Linked DNA regions of Homo sapiens: region 1 is linked to region 2. A link is an interaction called in ENCODE POLR2A ChIA-PET data of the cell type or tissue named here. Cell type or tissue: Panc1. All regions are shown on one strand. Links, peaks and the distances in the headings refer to the core of each region. The heading gives the core; the rest is flanking DNA. Region 1 overlaps CACNA1C (calcium voltage-gated channel subunit alpha1 C). Region 2 holds the start of CACNA1C-AS2 (CACNA1C antisense RNA 2).

Region 1 (4,389 bases), core at 198-4,197, 59 kb after region 2:
CAATGAGTGCTTTCACTCTGGGTCCATTCTCCCCTCTGGACCATTCTCAGGCTGGGGGAAAGCCAAAAAGGGAGACCGAGACTTGGATTCCAGAGAGCTGCCAGGGTCAAGGCCCTTCCAGCGTCCTCCTCTTGGGGAGGTGATCACTGGCTACTCCCTGAGTGGGATGGCTTCAGCTGAGGGGCAGAGGTGAGTCTCAGCTGCTTCACCCCTCTGCGGCCCAGGTGGAGCCTGTGTGGAGGGGAGGAGTTAGGAGCCTTCCACGGGGTGAACCCCTGCCTTCCTGGCATACCACATTCCACTGAGGAGGAGAAGCTTGGAGCGCAGCCTCTCACTCATCGCCTCCTGCAGCTCCTCCCCCCCAGTACCCTTGCTGAGACATCCTCGACAGCAAACCTCAGGCAACTAAGTGACATCATCACTCCCACTACCAAACCAGCAGCCGACACTGGAGTAGCTGAGACAGACACTGCTTCCCGCGCCAGGCTCCTGTGCATTCCCTCCTTGGTGACCTCAGAGCTGCCCGAAGGGGCTGAAGCCTCAGGACCACCCAGCCTCATCCTGTTGGCCGTAAAGGATTTACGTGTGGCTCCCTCTCCTGCCATCCTCACCTCCAGCAAAGTGCAATTGGGAGTTTTAACTGGAATGGTATTGAGCCTATGGATCAGTTTGAGGAGAAATGATATCCTAATAATATTGAGCTTTCCAATTCAGGAACATGATAGATGTCTTCAGTTATCAGCTTTTCTTGAATTCCTTTCAATTTTATCATTTTCTCTGTAGAGATCTTAGCCATTTCTGTTAGACTTTTTCCCCAGGCATTGCATATTTTTCAGTTTATCAAATCTATAAGAGTATCTTCAAAATTTATTTTCCTGTCTTTGCTGACAAGCTTCAGTTCATGATAGGACTATCCAGTTATTTAATTACCTTCAGAATATTCCAGCCAGCACTTTTCGTGCTGCCCAGCCTGGTCCTGCACCTTCGTGTGGGGTGCAGGGGCCATCCAGTTATCTCCAGGTCATGGCCTCTCACTTCTAGGGAAGGAGATCCTTCTGGGTCACTGTTCACTGTTCAAATCAATGCTGGCATGATCCACCTCACTCTCTTCAAACCATGCCTGCAGGTTCCTGAGGCTTTGTCAGGGACCGACTCAATCTAAACTGGTTTATGTTGATTCCTAGTTTCTTTGTGTGATTTTTTTTTTTTTTTTGAACAGAGTATGAATTTAAGGAGTGGGATGGTTAGATTTAAGGCAGGGACTTACTTGAGTAAATTTATTTTCCATGGAGTGGTGAGGAGAACACACAGAAATGAAGAAATTGGGAACATCCATGACCATGAAAACAATGAAAGAATGAAGCAAGAATACAAGTTGACCGGCTGATGGACCAACCAACCAGCCAGTTGCAGAGACGAAACATAAGCAGTGACAACTTCAGACTGTCTTCAACATCCTTGGTTCCTAGCCATCCTTTCACAGCAAATGCTGATGCTCATCTGGGTCATACACAAACAACCATGCCAGTGAAATAAAAAGTGCAGCACAGAGTCCTACTTAATGGTGGGAAATGAAAGTTGTCATGGATTCAGGTCATGGTTAGAAGCCACTGGTTCTTGGGCCAGATCCAGCTGGATATTCTTCCAGAGCTTCAAGTTTTTCCAGTTTGGTTTTCTGCCTGAAAATTTTGGAGCTGCTTTACCTGGAGTCTATTTGTGAATGAAGAACATAGCTCAGTAAGAATCCAGGGACTCAGCTGTGCTCCATGATGCTCCTAACTGGGTGGTGACCTTTATCCCCCTCTTGCCAGAGCCCCTTTAGGGAAATTCACAGGGAAAGATCCATTTTCCTTTCTCTTTACACCATAGATGTACCCTGGAATGTGAAATGCAAATGGGCCCAGGATGGCTGTCTTCCTTCTTGGGTAAAAGTCTCTGTTATCTTGCCCCATCTTCTCACAATAGAAAACCAGGGACAGAGGAAATTAGGAGGCACTTTACAGTTTAGACCACTCGCAATGGTTACTTCCTAGGAAACTGGCTTGTTCCTTGATTGGCAGGATTTAGGTGGAGTGTCTTTTAGACGGAGGACGGAGGCTCCTGCAGGTGTCAATTTCATGCACTTCCCAGGGAAGGTTGTCTGTATGTCTCCCGTGCTCAGGAGGCATGATTCAGAAAGTCCACTGCAGGCTCTCCAGACTGCCTCAGACATCGTCAGAAACACATCTGAGTCAACTGTGGAATGACTCAAGGCTTTGAAATATTTAAACCATATGTCTCGTGACACTGTATGAAAATGATGCCAGTTTCCCCACTGAGAGGAGTCATCCGAGACTGAGGCTCGGCTAGGCAGTGACTGCACTCCTGGCCTCAGCTGGTCATGCTGCTGTGGGTGGCGAACTGTCAGAGCTCCTGGGCTGCAGGGCTTGGAATAGGACCATGTGTGGGCACAGACACCGTGTACCCTAAGGAAGGTGTCAGGGCAACGCAGGGGTCCTCTCTAGGTCAGGACAAGATCTGTCCTCCTAAATGGGACTTGTACAGGAAGGTGAAAAAGAGTGTACTTGCTTCTCTGGAGAAGGCAGGAAACCACCGTTCTATCACCAAAGGATGTCCCTTAGGAGACTTCCTCTATGAAAATCAGCTGGGATCCCCAGGCATTCTTTGAGTGACAGAAGAATCTGCATTGTAGGAATATTGTCTTATCTTTTAAGTCCCTCCAAGGTTGTTTCCCTCTTGCTAAAAAATACCCGCAGAACACTTGACATGGGAAAATGATAGTTAACCTCAGTGTGGTGGAAAATACAGTGAAGTCAGAGGTGCCGGATTCCAGTCTCCGTTCTGCCAGTTCTTAGCAGTGGATCAATTAATCCTGGGCACTTAATTGTTTGAGCCTCCCTTCCCCCTTCTCCACAGAGGGATGCTAATACCTACTTTAAAGGGACGTTTTGAGAATGACGTGCGATGATATACATGTAGCACATGATATGGAATCCAAAGTGTGAGTGAATATTCATTCAAAGAAGGCTGTGGATATCTCCTCAATGAACATGGATTCAAAGGCCGAGCTGGACCCTCCCCCACCCCCAATTAATCTTGAGACCAGTAAAAACTTGAATGAAAATAGAAGATATGGCCAGGGATTCTTGCTCTTGGCCTCCTGTTGATCTGTGTTGCCTCTGGGAAAACTACCAAAGGAGGGAGGGGAAGGCTCAGTAAGCTGGAGAGATTGTCTCAAGTCTGTAACTGCATGATGCTCCTAGAACTCGTTCCTTCTCATCCTTCTCCAAAAGGTGTTATGGTAGCCTGGGGGCTGCTCAGTTGCTCTTATAGCCTCCCTCAGAAGCAGCTGTCCTGGTGGTGAATCCCGGCCAGTGGATACCCGTGATTCTGACCCATCTACAGAGGCCCAGGGTGGAAGGTGTGGCTCATACCAGTGTCTGCTCCTCCACCACTGAGGACAATGGGGGTGACTGGCTAGGAAGGGCACAGATGATCCAAAGAACAGGAATTCTGACCCTGCCTCATTCAGCAGCAGGCCTAATCTTCTTGCCCTTACACAAGGAACAAAGCAGAGAAATTTGCTGGTAATTGTTCTTCCTGCCCCAGAGCATGTAAGGAGCAATGCCATAGCCTCTTAGGCAGGGAACAGGAGTGCCCATGGGCTGGAGCCCTCAGTCCTGAGCCCTGAGCAAATCCAGCCCTGGCTGAATGTTTTATATGAGGTTGGTCTGTGTGGCTGATGAAATGGGAGGAGGGTGGAACAGAGGCCTGAGTGGATCTGGGGGGCTGGGCCTGGAGAGGTTTGGTCTGCCAGTCTATGAGCATAGTTTCTTCTATTAACAGGTTATGTACTAGAGGATGGGACATAGGAGAAAGACCATCACCTGCCTCTCCTAGGAGAGGCTCAGAGGTTCAGCTCAGCGAGGAATCTGCAGCTTGTGCATGCCAGCCAGGGTCAACACTGAGAGCTGAGAGTGTTTCCTGGAGTTGGCCTGGTTCAGCTCTGGGCAGGTGTAGGAGTTGGGGCACTGACCATCGGAGCAGGGATGGTCCTTCACCGATGCCTTTTTCCCTCTTCCCCTCATTCTGCCTTCAATACCTGCACCCCACCTCCCCGTTCTGTCCACCCCTGATGCCTGGGAATCAAAGGTCTTTCTCAGAGGCCTACCTTGGGTTTGAAGGCAATGAGCTTCAGGATCATCTCCACGGTGAAGAGGCCAGTGAAGAGCATGTTGAGGATGTTCATGGCGATTTTGAACAGGCAGCTCTGGCCGTAGTGCTGCATCAGGAGAGGGGAGGAGCTGTGAACACGGGGCAGGGAGGTCGCTCCTCCTCCCCACCTTTTGCCCAGCCTTCTCGAAGGCCCTCGCCTCAGCAAGACCTTCC
Region 2 (4,360 bases), core at 1-4,000:
ACCACCTGCAGGGGGCACCACCTGGTCCAGCAGCTTCATGCTGGTCCGCTTCCAGATCTTCTTGATGATCGCCCGCAGCTCCTCATTGGCTTGTTCTAGGTTCCCTGCAGGGCGGAAAGGATCCTCAGCCCCTTGGTGGGCCTCTGATGGGCTGGGTCCCTCTGCGTAAGGTAGGAAGCCACAGATGGTGGCATCTGCCCCACGCAACCCTGACTCATCAGTTTCTTTCTTGCTTGCTTCACTTCTCCCCAGTCTTCCCATTTTCCACCTCCTTCCTCTTCCCCTTCCTCTGTCCACCTTCCTTCCTTCCCCCTTCCCTCTTGTGCCCCGTCCAATGCCATTCCTGTCCCCTTCCCCCTGCCTGTGGCTCAGGCCAGCCAGGGGGCCCCTCCACCGGCACTCAGTGCTCTTCCTTGTAGACTGAGCCCAGCCCCTGGGCAGGAACAATGGCGGCCATGCGCTCACCAGCTGGAACACGTATGGCCCTGCCACGGGCAGTGGGGGGCTGGTCCCCATGGGTGGCATTTCTCATGGACCTCCTTCGGCAGTCACAGGGAACATGGATGATTGGAGGGTACATCTGTCGATGAGGGCTCTGTCCCGAGTTCCCCTACTTAGATGCCTGCCTTATGCAGCCTCTGGGGTCCTAGCCTTACAGTGATGAAAAAGGAAAGCTGAGCCTTACAGCTGTAAGGGCAGATGTAGGGGACAGGATTCTAAGATGCTCCTCATCAGGGTACACATGCTGCCAAAGCCCTGGGCCCCTGACCATCATAGATTTTACTCCTGAGATTAGGTTATATGGCACACGGCACCTATGACCTAAGACAGGGAGGTTAGGCAGGCCTGACCTAGTCACATGAGCCCTTTAAAGGCAGAGTTCTCTCCAGCCGGCCTGGAAGAAAGCAAACAGTCATGTGGGCTGAACTGAGAGAGGCAGCCTCTAGGAGCAGAGGGGGTCCCCAGCTGTCAGCCAGCAGGAAAGTGAGGATCTCAGGCCTACAATTGCAACAAATGAATTCCACCAACAACATGATCTCCCCCAGAGCCTCCAGAAGAGACCATGGCCTGATCAATATCCTGGATTTGCCTTATGAAAGCCCAGCTTCACCACTGCTGGACTTCTGACCTGCAAAACCATGAGCTACTAACGGGGTGTCTTTTTTTTTTTTTTTTTTTAGACGGAAGTTTGCTCTTGTTGCCCAGGCTGGAGTGCAATGGCGCGATCTTGGCTCACTGCAACCTCCACCTCCTGGGTTCAAGTGATTCTCCTGCCTCAGCCTCCCAAGTAGCTGGGATTACAGGCATGGGCCACCATGCCCAGCTAATTTTATATTTTTAGTAGAGATGGGGTTTCTCCATGTTGGTCTCGAACTCCCAACCTCAGGTAATCTACCTGCCTCAGCCTCCCAAAGTGCTGGGATTACATGTGTGAGCCACCGTGCCCAGCCAACGGGGTGTCTTTTTAAGCTGAAAAGCTTGTAGTAATTTGCTTTGCAGCAGTAGGAAACCAACACGGGATGTTTACTGCTCTCGCATAGGACCGGCAGTCCAGTATTGTGGTTGAGGGCTCTTGTGTCAGACTGCCTGGGTTCAAATCCACCTCTGGGGCCACAGGGCAGAGCATGCAGAGGTGGCAGTAGAGGGATTGACGGAATCCCGAGCTCCCCAAATGCCAGATCCAAACAGGACCTGAAGGCAGGGGACGACTCCTGGGCCTTCCAGCTGCACAGATGATCAGTCCCCATCACGGGAGAGGTAGCTGGAGGTTTCTGACACACGCAGTGCAAGATCCTAACACACATGGTATTCAAATATACTTAGCTTCGGTACTGGGCTGAATAGTGTCCTCCCAAAATTCATGTCTGCCTAGAACCTCAGAATGTGGCCTTAGTTGGAAATAGGATTTTCACCAATGTAATTAGTTAAGGTGAGGTCATCCTGGATGAGGGTGGGCCCTAAGTCCAATGTGGCTGGTGTCCTTCCAAGAAGAGGAGAGGACACAAGACCCTGGAGGCTATTTGAAGATGGAGGCACAGATGGCGTGATGTGCTGTGAGCCAGTGCACACCAGGCATCATCCACAGCCCTCAGAATCTGGGAGAAAGGGTGGAACAGACTCTCCCCAGAGCCTCCAGAAAGAACCAACTCTGCTGACACCTTAGTTTTAGGTCTCTGGTCTCCTAAACTGAGAGAACTTTCTCTTGTTTCCAGCTGCCCAGTTTGTGATCATTTGTTACAGCAGACCTAAGAAATTAACATAGTTTCCAAAAGGACCTTTCATTTTTTTTTATCAGCCTTAATTTATTCTCATGATGGTCTATGTAATTGTTGAAGTTCACCGACAATTGTTTCATGTCATCTAAGTATTTTTCACTATCTTCCTTTTATGTTCCAAGAGAGAAGCTTGTTTGGCTTGGTACTGGACTTGGGATGAGAGCTCTTCCTTCTACGTTCCAAGAGAGAAGCTTCTTTGGCTTGGTACTGGACTTGGGATGACAGCTCTGCTTCTCTGAGGTAGGTGTTAATTTCGCCCCAATTCCTTCCACGCTGAGAAGTCTGAAGGGTGAGGACTGATGCAAGCCTCATCTTCACAAATGTAGATGTCTTCTCACATTTCTTTCTAGTTGCTTCCAAGACTTGACTTTGTCTTTCTTTCTTAGGATTTTAACAAGTTTGTGGAGGGCCCGTGTCTGATGAAGGCTCACCCTTGGGTGGGGGCGTTTCGATTTTAACAAGTTTATGGAGGGCCCATGTCTGATGAAGGCTCACCCTTGGGTGGGGGCGTTTCGGGCCCTTTGGTAGCTGTTCTGAAATGTCTTTGTGTTTAAAAGATAGTCTGTAATTCTTGACAGGATTGTAGTTCCCACATGGCTGGCTTCTCCTCTTTTCTCTGGAACTCTTATTTCCTCAGAATTGGGTCCCTGCATTTGACTGGTCAGTCTTTCGCATTGTTACTAGCTATTGGTCTTCCTTAGTTGGCATGTGGTTGGCTTTGACAGTGAACCTTCGACCCTGCTGAATTCTTGCTTCCATACCTCCCTGCCTTTTGTTCCTCTAGGGAACAAAATCTCACATCCTTAATTTACATCAATCTTTAAGTATTACAGCATATTCCTCCTGGCAGTCATTTATATCGCCTCTCCTTCCCTCTGAACATAGGGGAGTAACATTCCTTGCAGAACATTTGGAAAGTAAAAAAACTAAAGGAGTAAGGTGGATGTCACTGCTGATCTTTCTACTCATGATAATCAGTGTTAGCATACGAACACATTTCCTTCCCAGTTTTCTTCCTTGTTATACACACATATGTGTGAATTAAATGTGTGTTTTGGCCGGGCGCGGTGGCTCATGCCTGTCATCCCAGCACTTTGGGAGGCCCAGTCGGGCAGATCACAAGGTCAGGAGATTGAGACCATCCTGGCCAACATGGTGAAACCCTGTCTCTACTAAAAATACAAAAATTAGCCGGGCGTGGTGGCACGTGCCTGTAATCCCAGCTACTTGAGAGGCTGAGGCAGGAGAATGGCTTGAACTAGGGAGTCAGAGGTTGCAGCAGGCCGAGATTGTGCCACTGCACTCCAGCCTGGCGACAGAGCGAGATTCCATTTAAAAAAAAAAAAAAAGTGTGTTTTGGTTTTCTGGCAGTCAGAAATAGGCCTATTTACACCCATTTCAGATTGAGTGATTGCATTGGCTACTGATGGTATATTTTTTAAGCCTTTGCTCTTTTTTTTTTTTTTAATTTAGTAGCAGAACTTGTCCTATTTTTATTATTTTATTTTATTTTTTCAGATGGAGCCTCACTCTGTCGCCCAGGCTAGAGTGGGGTGATCTCGGCTCACTGCAACCTCTGCCTCCCAGGTTCAAGCGATTCTCCTGCCTCAGCCTCCTGAGTAGCTGGGATTACAGGCACGTGCCACCACGCCCGGCTAATTTTTGTATTTTTAGTAGAGACGAGGTTTCACCATGTTGGCCAGGATGGTCTCAATCTCCTGACCTCGGGATCTGCCCGACTGGGCCTCTCAAAGTGCTGGAATTACAGGCACGAGCCAGCACGCCTGGCCCCTATTTTTATTTTTTAAAAATCAGCTAATTATTTTGACTTGTGTCTTGGTGGACTGGTTCTTGTTTCACTTCATTTGAAATGTTTCTGTTATTGTTTTTGAAGGATCTAACGGAGAGAAGGCCCATGTCTGGGTTATTCAATGAATTAAATTCCCAGATGTCATCACCTTTCTCTAGTCTACCAATGGAGCAACTGAAGTAGAGAGAGAGTAAATGGCTCATACTCATGTCATTAGTGAGAGAGCAGGGACTCGGATTCGAGCCTCCCACCTGCCCGGGGCTCCTTCTGTTGC

Evidence for each region. ChIA-PET counts read pairs that join two places held together with the same protein. Peaks named below come from ENCODE experiments on the same cell type or tissue, not always from the same donor. Only the 100,000 strongest peaks of a DNase experiment are listed, where the experiment ranks them.
Region 1: POLR2A ChIA-PET joins it to region 2 with 6 read pairs; 2 of 35 experiments call an interaction of 5 or more read pairs at or near these places.

Annotation. Positions count from the first base shown.
Region 1 is chr12:2,611,796-2,616,184 of GRCh38, reverse strand. CACNA1C (calcium voltage-gated channel subunit alpha1 C) reads right to left here. Exons shown (of 47, transcript NM_000719.7): 29 at 4,172-4,282. Among named protein-coding and RNA genes, the nearest start is that of CACNA1C-AS2, 58 kb to the left of the region's middle. RefSeq lists a silencer at 3,698-3,850 and an enhancer at 4,275-4,389. In Panc1, for the core only: no CTCF peak of the experiment used is centred there; a DNase peak (open chromatin) is centred at 2,264.
Region 2 is chr12:2,670,285-2,674,644 of GRCh38, reverse strand. CACNA1C (calcium voltage-gated channel subunit alpha1 C) reads right to left here. Exons shown (of 47, transcript NM_000719.7): 39 at 3-104. It overlaps CACNA1C-AS2 (CACNA1C antisense RNA 2), which reads left to right and starts at 2,425. Exons shown (of 2, transcript NR_046579.1): 1 at 2,425-2,516. In Panc1, for the core only: no CTCF peak of the experiment used is centred there; no DNase peak of the experiment used is centred there.